Linked DNA regions of Homo sapiens: region 2 is linked to region 1. A link is a loop called in an ENCODE intact Hi-C map of the cell type or tissue named here. Cell type or tissue: PC-9. All regions are shown on one strand. Links, peaks and the distances in the headings refer to the core of each region. The heading gives the core; the rest is flanking DNA.

The links. Hi-C counts contacts between places; a loop is a spot of excess contacts. Peaks named below come from ENCODE experiments on the same cell type or tissue, not always from the same donor. Only the 100,000 strongest peaks of a DNase experiment are listed, where the experiment ranks them.
Region 2: a loop joins it to region 1, with 18 times the contacts of the local background. A loop is called at or near these places in 4 of 110 quality-filtered maps.

What each region holds. Positions count from the first base shown.
Region 1 is chr2:233,700,489-233,711,655 of GRCh38, forward strand. The region is part of intron 1 of UGT1A8 (UDP glucuronosyltransferase family 1 member A8); the gene reads left to right. All of the region lies in intron 1 of UGT1A10 (UDP glucuronosyltransferase family 1 member A10), which reads left to right. The region is part of intron 1 of UGT1A9 (UDP glucuronosyltransferase family 1 member A9); the gene reads left to right. The region is part of intron 1 of UGT1A7 (UDP glucuronosyltransferase family 1 member A7); the gene reads left to right. It also overlaps UGT1A6 and UGT1A. Among named protein-coding and RNA genes, the nearest start is that of UGT1A5, 6.8 kb to the right of the region's middle. In PC-9, for the core only: no CTCF peak of the experiment used is centred there; DNase peaks (open chromatin) are centred at 5,653 and 6,423; H3K4me3 peaks cover 2,842 bases; H3K27ac peaks cover 7,503 bases.
Region 2 is chr2:232,848,487-232,859,653 of GRCh38, forward strand. It overlaps GIGYF2 (GRB10 interacting GYF protein 2), which reads left to right. Exons shown (of 29, transcript NM_001103146.3): 28 at 1,776-1,923; 29 at 8,307-11,167. The coding sequence ends at 8,374. Among named protein-coding and RNA genes, the nearest start is that of SNORC, 16 kb to the right of the region's middle. In PC-9, for the core only: a CTCF peak has its summit at 4,874; DNase peaks (open chromatin) are centred at 5,199, 5,805 and 8,285; H3K4me3 peaks cover 349 bases; H3K27ac peaks cover 5,223 bases.

The DNA of each region.
Region 1 (11,167 bases), core at 1,708-9,707:
AAAAGCCTAGAAACTTGACTGTCTAGTAATTTAGATAACTCTAGGAGAATGAGAATAAGGGGTTATAAAAATATAACTTTATTATGATGCAATTTATTATGATACAATTCACTCTTTTTTTGGGGGGGTTCCAGTAAGATTTAATGACTTTAAGTGTTTACATATTTCTACTTTTCAGCACAAATTCGTGATAATATATAAACTACACTTTGAATGTTTTTTTCTTTTTTTAAAAATTTTATTATTATTATACTTTAAGTTTTAGGGTACATGTGCACAACGTACAGGTTTGTTACATATGTATACATGTGCCATGTTGGTGTGCTGCACCCATTAACTCGTCATTTAGCATTAGGTATATCTCCTAATGCTATCCCTCCCTCCTCCCCCCACCCCACAACAGTCCCCGGTGTGTGACGTTCCTCTTCCTGTGTCTGTGTGTGATTGTTCAATTCCCACCTATGAGTGAGAACATGCGGTGTTTGATTTTTTGTCCTTGCGATAGTTTGCTGAGAATGATGGTTTCCAGTTTCATCCATGTCCCTACAAAGGACATGAACTCATAATTTTTTATGGCTGCATAGTATTCCATGGTGTATATGTGCCACATTTTCTTAATCCAGTCTATCATTGAGGGACATTTAGGTTGGTTCCAAGTCTTTGCTATTGTGAATAGTGCCGTTATAAACATACATGTGCATGTGTCTTTATAGCAGCATTATTTATAATCCTTTGGGTATATACCCAGTAATGAGATGGCTGGGTCAAATGGTATTTCTAGTTCTAGATCCTTGAGGAATCGCCACACTGTCTTCCACAATGGTTGAACTAGTTTACAGTCCCACCAACAGTGTAAAAGTTCTTAGAGATCTACAAAGAGACTTAGACTCCCACACAATAATAGTGGGAGACTTTAACACCCCACTGTCAACATTAGACAGATCAACGAGACAGAAAGTTAACAAGGATACCCAGGAATTGAACTCAGCTCTGCACCAAGCGGACCTAATAGACATCTACAGAACTCTCCACCCCAAATCAACAGAATATACATTCTTTTCAGCACCACACCACACCTACTCCAAAATTGACCACATAGTTGGAAGTAAAGCACTCCTCAGCAAACGTAAAAGAACAGAAATTATAGCAAACTGTCTCTCAGACCACAGTGCAATCAAACTAGAACTCAGAATTAAGAAAATCACTCAAAACCGCTCAACTACATGGAAACTGAACAACCTGCTCCTGAATAACTACTGGGTACATAACGAAATGAAGGCAGAAATAAAGGTGTTCTTTGAAATCAACGAGAACAAAGACACAACATACCAGAATCTCTGGGACACATTCAAAGCAGTGTGTAGAGGGAAATTTATAGCACTAAATGCCCACAAGAGAAAGCAGAAAAGATCTAAAATTGACACCCTAACATCACAATTAAAAGAACTAGAAAAGCAAGAGCAAACACATTCAAAAGCTAGTAAAAGGCAAGAAATAACTAAGATCAGAGCAGAACTGAAGGAAATAGAGACACAAAAAAAAACCCTTCAAAAAATTAACAATTCACTAATTTTAATGGTTTTTGGTATAGTCACAGATTTGTACAACCATCACCATAGTCAACCTTAGAACATTTTCAGTCACTCCCAAAGATACCTTATATCTATTATCAGTCACTCTTCTTTCTCTCCTTCCTCCAGCCCCTGGCAGCCATTAATCAACTTTCTGTCCTTATGAATTTGCCTATTTCTATGGATTCCATTCACAAAATACATGAATAGCTTTTTCCCTTTAGCATAAAGAGTTTTGTATATTGATCTTGTACTTCAACATTTCTGAACTTGTTTATTTGTTCTAATAGTTTTTTTTTAGTGGATTTCGTAGGATTTTCTACATTCCAGATCATGTTATCTACAAATAGAGATAGCGTTACTTCTTCCTTTCTAATAAGGATAACATTTATTTCTTTTGCTTATCTAATTGCCCTGGCTTGAACCTCTAGTACCGTGTTGAATAGAAGTGGAAAGAGGAGATTCTTATCTTGTTCCTGATCTTAGGTGGGGAAGTATTCAGTCTTTTAGCAGATTAGGTCTTAACTGGAGATTTTTTGAGTAGATGCCCCCCACATTATGAGATTGAGGAAATTTTCATCTATTCCTAGCTCGTTGAGTATTCTTATCATACCTGAGGTGTTTGGTTTTGTCAAATGCTTTTTCTGTGTCTATTGAAATGAACATGGTTTTCTTTTTGGTCCCCTATTCTAGTGATATGTGTTAATTGATTTGCAGGTGTAAACGAACCTTGTATTCCTAGAATAATCCCACTTGATTGTGTTGTATAATCCTTTTACATGTTACTGAATTTGGTTTGACAGCATTTTATTGAGGACTTTTGCATCATATCCATAAGAGATATTGGAAGTCTTATTTTCTTGCGGAGCCTTGGTCTGTGTTTGCTATCTGAATATTACTGGCCTTGTAGAAGAAACTGGGGAATGTTCTCTTCTATTTTTTGGGAACAGTCTGTCAAGAATTGGTATTCATTCTTTACATATTTGATAGAATTCACTAGTGAAGCTGTCTGGGCCTAGGCTTTTCTTGCAGGAGGTTTTAAAATTACTAATTTAATCTTTTTACCTGTTATGGCTTTATTTAGATTTTGTATTTCTTCTTGATTCAATTTCAGTAGTTTGTTTCTTTCTAGGAATTTGTCAATTTTATCTAAGTTATCTAATTCCTTGGCATAAAATGGCCCAGAGTGTTCCCTTATAATACTTTCTGTTTCTGTAAGGTTGGTAGTAACATTCCCTCTTTCATTTCATATTTTTAGCAATTTTGAGTCTTCTCTCTTTTTTCTTTGTTAATCTAACTTTAGGTTTATCAATTTTGTCTATATTTTCAAATAAACAATTTTGGTTTTGTTTATTTTTCTCTATTGCTTCTCTATTTCTATGTCGTTAATTTCCCCTCTATTCTTTATTATTTTCTGCCTTCTTGCTTTGTGTTTAGTTTAGCTTCCTGGTGGAGTGACACTTATCATTACACAATTTCCCACTTTATTGCTAGTAATATTTTTTGTTTTAAGGTCTATATTATCTTGCTTCATGATACTGTGTCATTAAAAAAGTCTATTTTATCTGATATTAGTATAACCAATCTGCATTTCTTTTGGTTGCTGTTTCATGATATATTTTTTTTCCACCATTTAACTTTGTAAAATTTAAGTTTTAAATATAAACTTTTTTTTGTTTTTAAATCTCAAATGTATCTTCTGCAGACAAGATATTATTAGTCCTTGTTTTTAATGCAGTCTGATAATCTCTGTCTTTTAATTGAGTTGTTTAATCCATTCACATTTAATACTATTATTGATGTAGATGGAATTATGTCTACCATCATTTTTTTCTTTTCTTTTTTTTTTGAGACAAAATCTCATTCTGTTACCCAGACTGGAGTGCAGTGGTGTGATCTTGGCCCACTGCAACCTCCGCCTCCTGGGTTCAAGCAGTTCTCCCACCTCAGCCGCCCGAGCAGCTGGAACTACAGGTGTGCACCAACATGCCTGGCTAATTTTTGTATTTTTTATAGAGACAGAGTTTTGCCATGTTGGTCAGTCTGGTCTCAAACTCCTTACCTCAAGTGATCCACCCGCCTCAGCCTTTCAAAGTACTGGGATTACAGGTGTGAGCCACTGTGCCTGGCCCCATTTTACTTTTTATGCTCTATATCTCTCATGTATTTATTTGTTCCTCTGTTCTGCCTTTATTGCTTTTTTTTTTTTTTTGCATTGAGTGAATATTTTCTAGTGCAACATGTAAAATCCTTTAATGTTTTTCTTTCCACTATTTAAAAAGTTGTGTTCTGAGCGGTTGTTCTAGGGCTTAGCACATCGATTTTAACTTACCAGTATCTACTTCAGATTTATACCAACTTAATTCCAGTTAAATATTGAAATGTCATTCCTATATAGCTCTATTTCCTTTCTCCCCTTTTTATGATATTATTGTTATACGTGGTACATCTATATATGTTACAAACTAAACAATACATGGTGATAATATTACTTTATATAAATACACATGCTTTCAAGAATCAGAGAGAAGAAAGAAGAGCAAGTATGTATTTATAGAGTTTGTTATATTAACCTTTTTGCTTATCATTTTTGGTTCTTTTCCTTTGTTCTTATGGATCTGAGTTACCTTATGGTATCATTTCTTAGCCCAATTTGCCTTTGCTCCCAACTGCCTCCCTTGTGCTATTATTGTCAAATATATTACGCTTCCATATGTTATAGTCCCAACAATATAATTATATATATGTATATTGCTTTTTAGGATTGCTTTTAAAATCAGTTAAGAGAATAGGGCCGGGCACGGTGGCTCACTCCTGTAATCCCAGCACTTTGGAAGGCTGAGGCAGGTGGATCACCTGAGACCAGCCTAGATCAAGACCAGCCTGGCCAACATGGTGAAACCCCATCTCTACTTAAAATACAGAAATTAGCCGGGTATGGTGGCAGGCGCCTGTAATCCCAGCTACTCGGGAGGCTGAGGCAGGAGAATTGCTTGAACCCGGGAGGCGGAGGTTGCAGAGAGCCAAGATCGTGCCATTGCACGCCAGCCTGGGGGACAAGAGCGAGACTTCGTCTGAAAAAAAAAAAAAGAGAGAGAGAGAGAGAATAAAGGGGAAGTATGCATTGGTACTGCCTTTTATAACTACATGATTACTATTATCAGTGCTTTTTTTCTGTATGAATTCAGATTATTCTATGGGGTCACTTGCTTTCAACCTGAAGAACTTCCTTTAGTATTTCTTGTAAGTTGAGTTTTTCAGCAACACATTCTCTCAATTTTTGTCTTATTACATGGGGTTTTGCTTTTATTTTGTTTGTGCCTTTAAAATGATACTCATCAGAGACTTGTCTTCAGAGGTGGCTCATAACTTATCCTTCAGAATTGCACATATTTTTTAGCAGACACACATGAGGCAAATTTAATGATAATAAATACCTTTTTAAGAATCAGGGTGGGGAGATTACCTTCAGCTGTGAAGAGCAGCTGGTGATATTGCTTGTGGCAAGGGATAGAAATGGTTTATGGATCTGGGAAAGGCTCTGAAGAGAGAAGAAACTGAGTTGACAGTTCTAGGAAGTTGAAGGTCTTCTCATAAATTATAGTTGTGAGATAATATTCACAACGACTGGTATAAAAATTCACCAGTATATTGTTATCTTTTAATACCCTGAGCAGGTAGGTCGGTAACAGATCAGCTGCATACTTTGAGTGTCTTAGTGCAAAATGCCCCTTGTTCAAAAATTATTAAGAATTTCAGGCCGAGCACAGTGGCTGGAGCTGAAGTGGGAAGCTGAGGCAGGCAGATCACTTGAGGCCAGGAGTTCAAGACTGCCCTGGCCAAAATAGTGAAACTCCTTCTCTACTAAAAAGACAAAAAATTAGCTGGGTGTGGAGGTGCATGCCTGTGGTTCCGGCTACTCAGGAGGCTGAGGTGTGAGAATCACTTGCACTTGGACCTGGGAGGCAGAGGTTGCAGTGAGCCGAGATCACGCCACTGCATGCCAGCCTGGGTGACAGAGCTAGATTCTGTCTTAAAAAAAAACCAAGAATTTCAGGACACTGACAGCAAAGTATTAAACAAAGCATGAGAACCTTCTAAATGTGGAATGTGGTGTGTCTGCCCAGGCTGCTCCTCCACAAAGCTGGCCCAGGCAGGGGCAAATGTGCAGCTGGGAGAGTGAGAGAACCAGGGCAGCTGGATTGCCCAACCTCAGGGGTGGGGCCCAGTGCCAGGTACTATGTAGATAGTGCCTTTTGGAACTATTCAAGCTGGTGACCCTGAAAAAACATTCTTCCAATTTAGGCCATTGTACAAAAGCAGAGGCCAAGTACATTTACCACTCAAACTTCACGTGGTCTTTCAGCCACAGACTTGGTCAAAGCAAATGACCATTGAGGTTTCACCATAGGCTGGGTACATGAGGGTGTCCAGGCTGGTGTGATGCTGAGGATTTTACAGCGGCTTAGAAACACAGCTTTTTTTCTAGGTGTTTCTCAAACCTTAGGGTAAGAGTGGAGATGGGAGGTGGACCTAAGTATGTGATAAGAAGACTAGAGAAATGAGTGTTTCTACTGTGTCTGTGCCCCATCACTGTAGGTCTGATTTCTACTCCCCACCCCACTCCTTCTTGTCACTGAAAAGTCATGGAATTCTGGAATCTCAGGGTTGACAGTGACTGTGAAGCAGAGTGCCGTACACTGGTATCCATCTCTGGGAGAGAAATACCATGCACCAATTAGGTTGGGTTGCCAATCCCAGGGCAGGACTCTAAACACCTCAGCAGTCTTTACTAAGATTCCTAGACCTGGCACTTCCCAGCTCTGGTTGGAGGCATTTTACAATCCTAGCTGCCAGAGTATGAGTCTGGTGAGATGGAATGCTTGTGCAAGTCAGGCAAAGAAACTTGATTCTTCACAGATAGGCAGTAAGAATCAACAGGAACCTAGGATCCATGGTCAGCCAGCCCCCAAGGTAGAGGAAGCTGCTCAGGTGGACAGAGTCCCATCTGCATGTGCTCCACTTTGCATGGCAGCTGAGGGACCCCCAAAATACTCTGCATTAGGCTTTCTATCCCGGAGGTCACTGCAGTTTATCAGCACCCAGACATCCATCCTGGGTGCCTGCCCTCCGTTCTATTCCCTTTCCATCTTTTCTCTGACTTTTGTGATGATTATTTCTCTTGTGTTTTTCTTCATCAGCATTTATTTTAAGTTCCAGGGCACACATGCAGGATGTGCAGGTTTGTTACATAGCTAAACATGTGCCATGGTGGTTTGCTGCCCAGATCAACCCATCACCTAGGTATTAAGCTCAGCATCCATGAGCTATTCTTTTTGATGTTCTCTCTCCCTCGACTATTTCTTTGCTTTTCTTTACAATTTTGCCACCTAAATTTGCATCTGTAAATAATACAGATGATTTTACCTGTTTCGGTACTTAACATAAATAGAATTTTACTGTTTTTCTTTGTCTTGCCTTTTTTTTTTTTTTGGTTCAACCTTATGTTTGAGAGATTCATGATGTGTGTTTTTACAAGTTGTAGTTTGTGGATTGTCAGTACTGAATATATCCCATTGTATGAATACACCACAATTTTATTTATCCATTCTACTGTTGATGGGCTTTGGGTTGTATCTAGCTTTTCACTACTGTGAACAATGTTACAACGAACATTCTTTTACATTCTGAAACACATGTGAGTGGGTTTTTAGAGTATATACCTAGGGGTGGAGCTGCTGCGTTGGAGGGCGTGCATATCATTAATTTAATAAGATGTAACTATTTTTCAGAGTGGTTGTACATATCCCTGATTGCTAAGGCATTAGTTATGTACATGACTGATTATATTGAGGGTTTTAAAATATACTTATCAGTCATTTGGATTTCCTCTTTTGCCCATTCAAGTCTATTGCCCACTGGGTTGTCTACTCGAATTATGTATGCATTCTGGATACTAGTTCTTTGGCAGTTATAGATATTGCAAATATCTTCCCCCACTCTGCATCTTGCTTTTTACTTTTATTCAAACGAATTAGAATAAACATCTTAGTATATGACTCACTGTGCTCCTGTGTGGGAGTTTCCACAGGGGAGTTGCCGGAAAATGGACTTACTGTGTCGTGCACATTTTAAATGTCATTAGGCATTAACAATTTATTCTTCCCTTAGCAATGTATAAGTGTACACTTTCCTTCATATCCTTGCCACATGTATTATCATCAAATGCTTTCAGTTTTTGACAATCCAATAGGTAAAAAATATCTCAAGGTTATTTGAATTTTCATTTCCCTTATTAATTCTTCATTTAAACGTCTTTTGTGTGTGTGTGTTTACTTTCATCAAGTTGTTTCACCAGTGAAGATAAGAACTGGTATTTACCTTCTGCATTTAATAGAATTGATGCAACTGGCTGAGCGTGGTGGCTCATGCTTATAATCCCAGCACTTTGCGGGGCCGAAGCAGGAGGATAGCTTGAGCCCAGGAGTTTGAGACCAGCCTAGGCAGCATAGTGAGATTCCTTCACTACAGAAAGTAAAAACCTAGCTGGACATGGTAGCGTGTGCCTGTAGACCTAACTACTCGGAAGGCTGAGGTGGGAGGATTATTTGAGCCCAGGAGTTCAAGGTTCCAGTGAGCTATGTTTGCATCATTGCACCTCAGCCTGGGCAACAGAGCAAGACCCTGACCAACTCCCCACCCCCCCCCAAATCAATGCAACCTGTGATCACTTTATTTGGGCAACTTCCCCAAATTCTTGACTCAGTGAATTTGTTGCAGGGCTTTTCTTTTTTAATCTCTTTTATTGGTTCACATACTAGAACAATCTCAGGGGCTATCTGGTTAGGTATTGCTTGCTACAGAGCCAAACTATGTCACCAGAACCCATTTATATGTTTCCATTTCTTGTCTCTGTTTCCTCGGCCGTGGCATCCTTCTCAGTGTCATAATACCCAAGCAGCAGGGGCTTCAGCCTGAGTTCTTTTCCCAGGATTCCTAGTTAAAGTTCTTCTGCCTCATTGGCTCTAATGAAGTCACATGCCCATCTCTGAACTAATCATGGTGGCCAAGGGGATGAGACGTGCTGATTGGTTGAGGCCTAGGTCACATGTTCTATCCTGAGCTGGGAGTGGATCCTCACCAGAAGTACATTTGAGAGTTTGGGGGAGGGGTGGCCGCTGGGATGAGATAGGAAATAACTTGTCCACGCTGTGAATTACCCTTCAATTAATGATATTTTCTATTTAGATGTCAGATTTTTTGTTACTAGTTTGTCATATAAACCTATTACTATATAGATTTTTCTGTGTCCTAATCTAAATTTCTTTTAATAATCTATGGGTGAACACTCAATAAGAATGTCCTCCAGAAAGGATGACCTGCCGACTTTTAAAGCAATCATTTTGGGGCTTATAAGTATTTAGTATTTGAAGTCTCTGCCTCTTGCTCTCTTTTAGGAATTCTTTTTCCTACTGTGATATATGTAAGTACTTATAAATTTAAACTTAAAATTCAAAAAATATACCAGGATGTGAAAGAAACATTATTAAATATAGGTGTTTTGCTGTGAGTGTTTCTTGGAATAGGTAGGGCTTTGTATAGTAGGTTTTGGTCTTTTGGTCAGCTTGGGAAAATTTTGTTCTTTTTTAATTGAATGATATGTTTTCAATTGATACTACTAAAATAAACATTATTGGAGTATTATTTACATGCAATAAAGTGCACCGTTTTAATGATACATTTCTGAGTTGTAATGATTTTATTTAGCTGTGCAGCCATCACCACATTCAAGACACGGAGCACTCCATTACCCAGTAACTTCCCTTCTGTCCTATCTCAGTCACCTAATACCTCCCCTCACCTTAGGCAACCCTGGATGGTTTCTGTTGCTGGATAACAGAATTGTCTTTTCTAGAGTTTCATCTGAATGGAATCATACAATTATGAATGAAAAACACACAGGTATACTGTTTTGTGTCTGGCCTCTTTGGCTCGGCATAATGTCTCTTCAGATCCTTTCACATTGTTGCATGTATCAATATTTCATTCGTTTCTATTTCCGAGTAGCATTTCATTGTATAGATATATCATCATTTGCTTATGCATTTATTTATTGATGGACATGTGGATAGTTTCCAGTTGTTGGCTATTATGAATAAAGCTGCTATGACTATTCGAGTACGAGTGTTTCTGAGATTTCATTTTTCTTGGGTAAATACTTAAAAGTGGGATTGTTGGGTTGCATGGTAGGTGTATGTATGACTTCATAAGAAACAGTCGAACTGTTTCCAAAGCAGTTATACAATTTTACATTCCTAACAGCAACGCATTAGAGTTCTGGCTGCTCTGTATTTGTGCTAAGACTTGCTATTTTTAGTCTTTTACATTTTAGCCATCCTAATGGGTGTGTAGTAGAATTTCATTGGGTTTGAATTTGCATTCCTCTTATGACTGATGATAATCTTTTCATGTGCTTATTGATCATATGCCTGTTTTCTTTTAAAAGGTGCCCTTTCAAAATCTTCCGCACACCTTTATTGGTTTGTTTGTCTTCTTATATTTGAGTAGTGAGTTCTTTACATATTCTGGATACAAGTGCTATGTCAGATAGTTGTGTTTCTGTTTACTTCTGGTGTGTGGTGTCCTTTGTTTCATTTTTTAAAAAACAACGTCTTTCAAGGAGCAAAAGTTGCAAGTTTTGATTAAGTCAATTTTAGCAAACGTTTTGTGTTTTGTACCCCTCGTGCCCTATCTAAGGAATCTTTGTCTACCAAAAGGTGGGAGGATTTGTTTCTATGTTTTTTAAAAAAGTTAAACAGTTTAAGTTTGTAGGTTTGGGTGGAAAGAGGTCTTTAGACCACTTAGTCTTTGTTTAGGTCTTTGTTTATGTCTCTGAGATTGGCAGAGGGGAATATACAATCATTCAGATCAGGCTATTGGATGCCTTTTTCTATCTCTGAATTTTTCTGGGGTGACCTCACTGACACCCATGGCTTCAATCACCACTTATGCTGATGGCTCCAAGTCTATCTGTGCAGCCCAGACCCCTCCTCATCTCCAGACCCTGGAAGCTGATGCCTTGGGCTGCTCCTCCTATTTCCTGGGCACCAGGAATATGAGCTACTCCCTCCCCACAGTCCTGCTCTCCCCAGTGCTCCCATGTCGCTGAAGGCACCACCATCTTCCAAGATACATGGGCCTCCCCAGGGTCTAGGAGTCCTAGACGTGGGAGTAGAAATTAGATGACATTGGTGTCTAAACAAAACACCACTGCATGGAGATAGAACAGGGGAGCCCCCTGAATGTGGTGAGAGCACCCTCCCAGGTGTGTTCCACCCTCACCCCGGGCTCATCAGGAGGGTGCTTAGGATGCATACAGTTTTAAGGGGGTTGGAGGAATAGTTCAGAGGCTGAGATGTTGCACCCACAGCTGAGAATCCCTTTCTAGCGCTCTGTGTCCTCACAACTCCCCGGGAATCATCCTCCCCTGGAGAGTTCCCAAAGCCCTTGCAGGCCTGCCTTCTCTGTGCCTTCCTGCCTGCGCCCTCTGGTGGACAGCTCCATTCGCTGCCTGTCCCATGGGTTCTGTCCAAAGG
Region 2 (11,167 bases), core at 1,849-9,848, 850 kb before region 1:
AGCCAGGCATGGTGGTGTGCTCCTATAGTCCCAGCTACTCGGGAGGCTGAGGCAGGAAATTGCTTGAACCTGGGAGGCAGAGGTTGCAGTGAGCCAAGATCACACCACTGCACTCCAGCCTGGGTGACAGAGTGAGACTGCCTCAAAAAACAAACAAACAAAAAGTGAAATCATTAACAAAAAGCACAAAAATTTGGAAAACATGGCACTAAATAGACCACAAAAAGGGCACTTGTTGGCAGTATTGAGAACTGTAACAAGAAGGCATTGTTTCCTTGTTCTACCTTAACTGGGAATATATGCCTTTAGCATCTCATGTTTTTTGCTCTGAGTATGTGTATTTCTAGAATGACCATAAAAGCACTACAAGTATTCATTTTGGGGTTACAAATACATTTTAACAAGTAGGTGAATTCACAAATATGGAATCTGTGAGAATCAATTCTACAAGTTTTCTGAAAGACAAGATGGCAAGGCTCATGGAAGGGCTTAAAGATATTCATATCCTTTACTCCTGTAATTGTTATTCTAGAGATAATCAGTATTCATTATGGGTCACTTACGATGAGGATGTGGAAGATACAGAGAAGTACAAGGCATTTAACATCCAACTGGGTAATGGGCTAACAGGCATAAATTGAAGGAAAAGTGAAAGATGTAAACACTGAAACACTAGGAAAAACAAATTTTTTTTTTGGGAGGAAGTGTCACTCTGTTGCCCAAGCTGGAGTGCAGTAGCGCGATCTCAGCTCACTGCAACCTCCAACTCCCGGGTTCAAGCAATTCTCCTTCCTCAGACTCCCGAGTAGCTGGGACTACAGGCACGCACCACCATGCCTGGCTAATTTTTCCTAGTTTTAGTAGAGACGGGGTTTAACTATGTTGGCCAGGCTGGTCTTGAACTCCCGACCTCATGATCCGCCCTCCTCAGCCTCCCAAAGTGCTGGGATTACAGGCATGGGCTACCACGCCCGGCCCTAGGAAAAATATTTTAAGGAGAAGGCATCATACAGCAATATAGAAGGCTCTTTGCATTTGTGAAATGGCTTCTCTGTGGGCTAAAACAGGAAGATGGAAGCCCAGTAAGCACGTGCACCCATGGGCGCACGCATACACACATGCTCACACCAGGCTTGTCCTTCCACAGAGCTTTTTCCACTTCTCCCCCACTACTACCACCTGTGCCTTCAACTGGCTCATTGGCTAATAAGAGCCACAAGTAGGCGTGAAGGGCTAGTAGGCAATTTCATAGTGTAACCAGTTGGTAGAAAGTATACAGACAGTATTTTTGGGCCAGATCGTTTCTGGGATTGCTGATAGGAATAAGGTACACGACTTTAACTTTGTTTGGTAATATGCCACCCCTGTCCTCTCTGTCCTGGGGCCCAGGGAACAAAGAGACTTTCTGCTCTTGGTTAGGTGAGAGGTGCAGTGGTCTGCTCATGATTATTTGCAGTATTCATTTCCTAGCATTTGATACAGACTCTGTATGTACCAGAGAAGTTCTGCCGTCACAGCAGGGTGGAAACCCAGAGTTAACCAGGACAGGCTTTGTGGAGGCACTGAGCCCTGAGTGGGATGTCTTGGTCTAAATAGAGGAAAATGGTGGCTCAGTGGCCGCTCTTGATTTTATTATTAGAACATGTGATGAAAAGCTTTTTGTTTTTCTGCTTTTAAGCTCATTCTTGATAAGGTGAGGACAAACCAAACATTTTCCTAGGGTGAGCCAAGTCTGAATCTGCTGTGTAATCTCAGTCATGCTGCTTATTTCACAGGACTCTGTGTGGGGGATGAACCACAGTACACTCCATTCAGTATTTCAGACCAATCAAAGCAACAACCAACAATCCAATTTTGAGGCTGTGCAGAGTGGCAAGAAGAAGAAAAAGCAGAAGATGGTCCGAGCAGATCCCAGTTTATTAGGTGAGCACGGTCCTAGTCTCAGCTGAGTGTTGGAGGAGTGCAGGTGATACCAGTTATCCTGTGTGAGTTTCCATTGAGCATTGTTTTTCAAGAAGGGAAATATTTCTTTTTATCAATAACTAATGTTTTAACTGGTTCAAAATAAGTAGCCAGTATTTACTGGGCGTCTCAGTGCAGGACCTGTGCCTCATGTAATAACAACTTATATTGTATGGTGCTTTAAAGTATTGTTTGGTGCTTTAAAGTATTGTTTGATATTTAATATGAATTTCCCTGGAGGATCCTGAGTAATTTAGTTGGAAAATGATGCTAATAATGAACGATACTAAAAGTATGTTAAAAACTTAAATGCTTATTTGTATTGAAAGCAGACCATTAATCCGATCAGGTGTTCCAAGAAGAGAACCAGTATATGTTCATAATCACTCTATGTATCATATAATTCTCAGAATTACTTTGCATTATGAGGTGACATACCAGTTTCACCAATAATGAGTAGACCAAGGCACAGAGATTGAGAACATTTCCCAGTGTTACATAGCTTTCTGCTATGGGATGCTGGGATTTCAAGGCAGGCCTGTTTTCTTTCCACCCTTCTGTGTTACCCACGGCTATTTTTATCTAGCATTATGGACCATGCAAGGCAGGCTGGGCACGGTGGCTCACTTTGGGAAGCTGAGGTAGGTGGGTCACTTGAGGCCAGGAGTTTGAGACCAGCTGGGGTAACGTAGCGAGACCATATCTCTAAAAAAAATTTTAAAAACAGGCATGGTGGTGCCCACCTATAGTCCCAGCTACTTGGGAGAATGAGGCAGGGGGATTCCTTGACCAGGAGTTGAAGGCTGCAGTGAGCTGTGATCATGCCACTGCACTCTAGCTTCTCTGAAAAGGTGACATCTGAATTTGGGCTTTGAAAGAATGGCAGAAAGGATGGGGAATATTGTTTCAGGAATAACAAACAGTATAGGCTGCCCATGTTTTTTGCAACAGTGATGAAACTAACATTTTTTTTTTCTTTTTCTTTTTCTTTGAGATGGAGTCTCACTCTTGCTCAGGCTGGAGTGCAGTGGCGTGATCTCAGCTCACTGCAACCTCTGCCTCCCGGGTTCAAGCGATTCTCTTGCCTCAGCCTCCTGAGTAGCTGAGACTACAGGCACATGCCGCCACACCTGGCTAATTTTTGTATTTTTAGTAGAGAGGGGTTTTTGCCATGTTGGCCAGGCTGGTCTTGAACTCCTGACTTCAGGTGATCTTCTTGCCTTGGCCTCCCAAAGTGCTGGGATTACAGGTGTGAACCGCCACGCCCGGCCCTAAAATTATTTTCTATTTGTGAATGTAAAATTAGTGGCTATAAAACCATGTTGTCTGCAATAGAATACATTCGCAAGGATGGAAGTTCCGGTTGTTGTCCTGTCAGGAGGGCAGAACAGTGAGGAGGCTGCAGTATAGACTAGGTAAAAGATACCAGTGACTTGGAATAGGGTTTTGGTAGTGGGGATGAAAAGGAGTTAGATGGATTTCAGAAATGTAGGGGATAGAATTAACTGGACAAGAAGAGTGGAAAGGTCTCAGGCTTGGGGACCAGGATGGATGGATGGTGTTGCCATTTGCTGTGAAATGATAAGCAGTGGAACATGGCACAGGCTGAGGGGAATTGAGTGTTGACTGGGTTGAGTTTGAAATGTCTGTGGGACATCATGAAGAGCGTGAGACCCCGCACAGTGAGAGGCAGGTGGTAACCTTACTGTACCCTTGGTAGGATTCTCTCTTTCCCTCAGAGCCTTCCAGCCCTGGTGAAAACAACATGACAGTAAAACCTAACTTTTAGGACTGTCCTTTAGAATTGGTGCCTGAAGCCAGACGCGGTGACTCACGCCTGTAATCCCAGATCTTTGGGAGGCTGAGGCGGGTGGATCGCTTGAGGTCAGGAGTTGGAGACCAGCCTGGCCAACATGGTGAAACCTCGTCTCTAGTAAAAATACAAAATTAGCTGGGCGTGGTGGTGGGTGCCTATAATCCCAGCTACTCGGGAAGCTGAGGCAGGAGAATCACTTGAGCAGCCTAGGAGGCGGAGGTTGCAGTGAGCTGAGATCACGCCACTGCACTCCAGCCTGTGCGACAGAGTGAGACTCCGTCTCAAAAAAATAATAATTTAAAATAATAATGTTTAAAATATTATTTAAAAATAATAATAACAAAGAATTGGTGCCTGAAAGCTGGGTTTGGGAACTTGTAGATCTGGTGCAATTCTGTTTTCCTCTGCTTGTCTCAAAAGTTGATAAGGATGGATGGAGCAGCCTGAAATTTTTTCCAATTTGGATGAAATTGGTGAATAGATTTTAAAACATTCCTTAAATTCTAACTGTGGGTTCTAGCTAAGAAGCTTTGGGACTTGAGGATAGGCTGTTAGGGAAAAGGTTGCTCTGAAAATGAGGTCAGACCGTTTGGACTTAAATATTCCCTTGGATCTCATCTTCTATTTATAGATCTAAGAAAGGAAGGGACTTTAAAAACCTCACTATAAGGGTGTGGGAGATAGGTCATCCTAGGAGTAGAGTTTAAGGAATCCATATACCTTGAAGGGGAAGAAAAACAAACGTTGAACAAAGTATTGAGGATACTCACTGAGGTTATGAAAATTACTGCTCACCTAAACCTCACTCTGGAAATTCCTCTCATAATTGCTCATTTTTGTCCTATACTTATTTCATTTTCATTTATTACTTTTTAATTTACATATTTCATATAATTTGTATACTGAGAAAAAATTAATAACTATCCATTAGCTACACATTCCCCATGCATAAAATGGGAAAATGGGAAGTCTTCGTTGAAAAAGCAGTCACTGATGGAAAGAGAATTTTGCTTCTAAAACAAACCAGCAGAGGGGGCCACAGCCTCATTTTAATTATCAATATTCTCCAGTATCTCCTATCTTCAGTAGGCTTCCTCCACCTCCCGGGTTCAAGTGATTTCCCCTGCCTCAGCCTCCCGAGTGCTGGGACTACAGGTGCGTGCCACCACGCCAGCTACTTTTTGTATTTTAGTAGAGATGGGGTTTCACCATGTTGGCCCGGATGGTCTTGATCTCCTGACCTCGTGATCTGCCCGCCTTGGCCTGCCAAAGTGCTGGGATTATAAGGGTGAGCCACCGTGCCCGGCTGGCTTCCTCTTTTTTTAGAGCTCTTCAGGTGGTCATTGTGAATCAGCAACCTGCACTCAGATGTGATAAACACACAATACAGTTTCTCCCCAGACTTTCCTTGTAAGAACAACCTCACAAATCTTAAAGAACTCATGTGAGTGAGACTATGCTCTGAACCTCACAGAATGTCATCTTTAGAGCCAGGCATAGTGGATTGAATCCGTGTTTGTGTTGCCTTGGGTTTCACAGTACCCAGAACTTTCCCTTACATCAAATGGCTGAATTTGATAAAGAATGGCATTCAGCCAAAGGATGAATGCATACCTTGCTGGTTTTTTAAATGACAGTTAAATGAGAATATGTCTGTTTGCTAAAAGCCTAGACTGATAATTAACATATTAATCAACTTTTTTTGGCCACAGACTTTTCCCTTCCTGTCTTTGCATGAGTAAAATTAATTTAGCTTTTAAATTACACTTCCACTTCTTTTGCATATAGTTCATTATTGCCTTTTATCACATTTTATCTGTTCTTAAGATACACGTGAAGTCAATGAAAAATCTGCCTCAGAATAAAGTAGTATTTTATTTCATAGACTGGCCTTTAGGTTCTTGTACTTGCCTAATTAACTGTTACTTTAAAAACATAAACATTAGGGTCAGGCACGGTGACTCATGACTGTAATCCCAGCACTTTGGGAGGCCAGCGTGGGCGGATTGCTTGAATCCAGGAGTTGGGGACCAGCCTGGGCTACATGCCAAAACCTTGTCTCTACAAAAATTACAAGAATTACTTGGGTGTGGTGGCACCCGCTTATAGTCCCAGCTACTGGGGAGGCTGAGGTGGGAGGATCGCTTCAGCCTGGGAGGTGGAAGTTGCAGTGAGCCAAGATCACACCACTGCACTCCAGCCTGGGCGACAGAGTGAGACCTTGTCTTTAAAAATACATATATATGTATATATATATAAACACTAAGGCTGTCACTATTTTCAAGGGGGAAGAAAAAGACTTGTGGGTTATTGGAACACAGTTGATGGGGTCAAACTCAGGATGGGGTTTGGAATCCTAGCCTCTCCCTATATTTGGTCTTGTAAGCAGTTGGTACCACAGCTTTTTTGGTTAATAAATAGGCATGTTTATTTTTTTGAATCATGATATTTTTGAGTCAGTTAATTAAGGTATTTTATGTAAGGCATTTTTGTTTATTACTGTTACATTTCAAATGTGTATTTATTTGAAAACTTGAACATGAAAAAACAAGAGGCTGCAGAAAACCCAGCTAATATTAACAGAACTGCTTTTAGAATAAGGACATTGCCTGTTTACTTTTTGGTATTCAAATAACTAAAACAGTTTGGGATTTTATTCAAGGTAGAAGAACTGGAACATTTTTGGGGAGTCACTCAGTTTAAAGAGGCATTGTTCATCATTTTTATCAACCTCCAATTATAGAAGTTTTGGAAAAATTACATACATGTGACCATTGGGCATTCGGCATTAGGTTTTCTTTTTTTCTTTTTCTTTCTTTTTTTTTTTTTTTTTTTTTTTTGAGACAAGGTCTCACTCTGTTGCCCAGGCTGGAGTGCAGTGATGTTATCTCAGCTCACTAAAATCTCTGCCTCCTGGGTTCAAGCAATTCTTGTGCCTCAGCTTCCCGAGTAGCTGGGATTACAGGCGTGCAGCGCCACGCCCAGCTAATGTTTTGTATTTTGAGTAGCGACAGGTTTTTGCCATGTTGGCCAGTCTGGTCTCTAACTCCTGGCCTCAAGTAATCCACCCACCTCGGCCTCCAGTGTGCCCAGCCAGCATTAGGTTTTCAGCTGTCAGTTGTGTTTGTGAGTACTGCTTATTGCCTTCAATGGGTATGCTAGTACTGCTTTTTCTAAGCCAAATTCCCTTTTGGTTAATCAAACATTGCTAACTGAAATCTTTTCCTTTGCAGATATATTTACAGTAGATCGAGTTAGAGTACTTTAATCTTCTTGCTCTGTCTACTGTGGGAAAGAGAATATGCGAGGACTCTAAGGATCTTAATAGTGTGTCTTCCATGGAGCCTCTTACCCTGAGTATCAAAAGCTCTGGGCCAGAACTTTCATAAAGTTTTTGACTGGTGGGAAGAAGTATTCCCATTAAAGTGGGTTGAGGTTTAAAGGGGTATTAATCCCACTCAGATTTCAAAGTTATGTGGTCAAGTAGTTACAAAGAACTTAGTGTATACAACCCTCCATGGTAACCCCCCTGCCCACCCCCATCTCTTTTAAGGTAGACCTCCTGCATGAACTTTCCTCCAGGGCCAGCCCAGCCTGTCCTTGATACACACTCACATCCCATTCTTTTCTCTGATTCTCTGAAGCAGTGGTTTGCAGGGGGTTTTTTTGTTTTGTTTTTTTTTTGAGACAGAGTCTCGCTCTGTCACCCAGGCTGGAGTGCAGTGGCGCGATCTCGGCTCACTGCAAGCTCCTTCGACCAGGTTCAAGCAATTCTTCTGCCTCAGCCTCCCGAGTAGCTGGGACTACAGGTGCCCACCACCACACCTAGCTAATGTTTTTTTGTATTTTTAGTAGAGACGAGGTTTCACTATGTTAGCCAGGATGGTCTCGATATCCTGACCTCATGATCCGCCTGCCTTGGCCTCCCAAAGTGCTGAGATTAAGGCATGAGCCACCACACCCGGCCTGCAGTTCTTTTTAATTGGTGATGCTATTTTGTTTTATTTTCCTTCCTAATTAGGTTATATCAGAACCTTAAGAAAATAAAAAATCTCTCTCATTGGAAGAACAGAAAGCTACTGCTGTGACCTTTATCTTTGTCTCCCTGTAATACTTCTATGGTATGCTCAAAAACAAAAGACTGGCCAGGCACGTTGGCTGACGCCTGTAATCCCAGCAATTTGGGAGGCCGAGGCGGGCGGATCATTTGAGGTCAGGAGTTCAAGACCAGACTGGCCAACATGGTGAAACCCTATCTCTACTAAAAATACAAAAAAAATGAGACGGGCATGGTGGCATGTGTCTGTAATCCAGCTACTTGGGAGTCTACGGCATGAGAATCTCTTGAACCCAGGAGGTGGAGCTTGCTGTGAGCCGAGATCACGCCACTGCACTCCAGCCTGGGTGACAGAGTGAAACCCTGTCTCACAAACAAACAAACACAGACTTACATTCCAGCTCACCGCCTAGAATTTGAGCCGCTTGGTTGCCTGGGTGTGGTCACTCATAGCCAGTTTTTTTTCTGCAGGATTTTCAGTCAATGCATCATCGGAGCGACTCAACATGGGTGAAATCGAGACGTTGGATGACTACTGAGCACCTGCCAGTGGACTGGCCATCCCTCTCCTGTCTGCCGACTATGGAGTCTCCACCTTTGGACACAACACTTACTCACCATTTACTCTTTATCACTCTGCAACAAATCACAGAACCGATCATCTCAGGCTTTTTCTTCTGGCCCTTTGTGTCCAAGATTCTTTAATCCATTTTTGTTGGTGAACATCTCAGACTATAGATAAGTGGACTGGACCCTGTGTCTTGGGGGTGGCAGTTGGGATTACTCCCCAACAAGGCTGATTTTAGGCAGCATGTGTTCACTGTGCTGTGATTTCATCTACTGTCTCCCAGAAAGTGTGTTGGGATCGGCCATTAGCAGCTTGCTTTCTCTTGTCACTTTTTTTCTTCTATTTTGTTTTTTCTTCTTCTTTTTCCCCCCATCAGGGCAAATGGTCTAACTGGTGCAATCATGAAGAGAGTTAATGGTTAACAGACATTGGCCAATAACAAAACACCCCATGGACTGTGACTCGAGTATCCAACAGGCAGTCAGAGCTCTCCCGGTCTGAAAGTTGCATTGCCACTGCTAACTTTGGGATTGCATCAGAGAGGCCCTGAGTGGGGTTGAGATGAGGTTGGTTTGGTTTGATGTTACACACTCCTCACCTGTTCTTTCTGAGTGTCCTTTCTCTGAAAGGATTTATGTTTTTCTTCGTTAGATAGTGACTTCTGAGCAAGCTGATCTCCCCTGGCATGCTCCAACCTGATTGGACAAAGGAAGCTCTATGGCCTGGGAGAGAGACTATTCTTAATTTTTCTTTCTTACAAAAACTGATTTTTCCCATAAATATTTTTACTTCAGAGGACTAGGACCATTTTGTTTTGGGCCCTTCTGCTGAAAATTTGTCTCGTTTAAGAGGCAGCTAGAATCTTTACCATATGTATGAATTTGTATAATTTCATTTTTGGATAGGGATAAACTTTTGCTTCTGATAAAAGCCTGGAATTTCATCTGGTCCTCAGAGCATTGCGTGTGTGTCTTGCTGTAGCCCGGAAAAGGTTTTGTGTAAAGATTCTGGGATGGCAAGTTGTTTGCCTTTTCTGAAAAGAGAACATACAGAACCTGTCCATCTTTAAGACCTTCATCCATGGAATCTACTATACAGGAGGATGCAGTGGGCTGGAGGGGATGGGCGAAAATGGGAGCAGGAAGCCTGGCCTGGCTTCTGGTCATGGCCTCCTAAAACCTTAAACTTCAAGTAGAAATGTACTCAAGCCCTATTTATAAACAAATACTTTTCCTGCCTCCACCAAACCCCTACAGAACATCACCTGGAATTGCCACTCACACTGGGTTGGAGTCATTGGGCAGCTGTGCCTGTGCGAGAGGTGCTGTGGTCTGGGCAGCCCCTGGAAAAGCACCTTTGCTGCCTGTCATTGTTGCCTGAAGAAGGCTGGAGTTGCTCTGAGAGCAGTTTGGGTTTGGAGTATTATATTTGGCTTCTATTTTTATTATTTTGGATCACCATTCTCCCTATCCCTTCTTGCCTCCCTCCCTTCTAAACATGTGTAATAACTATACAGAGACTGCTACAAAATTGTATATAGTTTTTGGATCAAATAGCATGAGGGGAGAGGAAACCATTAAAAGTTGGGGCTCCTACTCTCCTTTGCTTTGTAAATTCAAAAGTTGGGGGTGGGTAAGAGGGATAGTTAAAATGTTTACAAAACTTTAGGCTCCCTCGGAACTTTTGCCAGTGTGGAGGAAAATAAAAAAGAACTTAAATAAAATCTGATTGTATTCTATCTGAGTGCACCTCTTGTACTCACCTTTATGGAGGCTGAGTTCTGCACTAAACTGTTCCTCTTGGTACCATGGAAAAGCTCCAAGCACCCAAGACATGGAGGCAGCCATGGCTTCTTTCTCTGCCAGACCACGTAGCACTGGCTGGTTCTGTATTTGAGAATGTAGAGGTCAAGGCAGATGTCGGTAAGTTTGACCAAATATCTTTTCTCTTTTTGACTCTCCCTTTCTGCTAACATGTGGATCAGCTCCTGCCCTCATACCGCAGACACACCCACTCTGAACACACCCCTCCAGAGCTTGCCCACACCTTCCCAACTAGACTCTGTGTGTGTATTCAGGAAAAATGAAAATAAATTTTTAAAAATTGGGAGTGGAATGGGCAGATTAGGGGGAACAAAGTCATTTTGGTCATGGAACATCCATTTGCTTAACCAAGGAGACTTGCTTCTATCTGAGGAATTTCCCACTTAGTAGAAAGAAACACTCTTCCCTGGGAATGTTTGTTTCTGTCTCTCTCAATGCTACTCTCTTTCATATTCTCATTTGCTCACCCTTTCACTTAGAGCCACCGTTTTCTCATCCCATTCTATGAACTTATTTCCAAATTCTCCTAACTATTCCTGAGTTTTGAAGTATTTGTTTTGTACCCTCTCTGCTTCCGGTTTTTTGTTTGGTTGGCTTTTTTGGAGATAGGGTCTTGTGATGTTGCCCACACTGGTCTCGAGCCCCTGGGCTCAAGTGATCCTCCCGCCTCAGCCTCCTAAATATCTAGGACTACAGGTGTGTGCCACCATGCCCAGCTCCAGTTTTGTTGGTTGATTTGTTTAAATTCAGAGATTTAAAAACATCCCAGACAAGACAGTTTGATTATGGAGACTGTCCCCAAGCAGATTGGTGTGCTGGTGGCTGCTGTGCATAACAGATTCCCTCCAGATTGGCTTACAACAGCTACTTCATTCTGTGGGTCAGGAATTTGGATAGGGCTCAGCTGGGTGGTGGTTCTCCTGGGGTATTCTTTGGTTGTG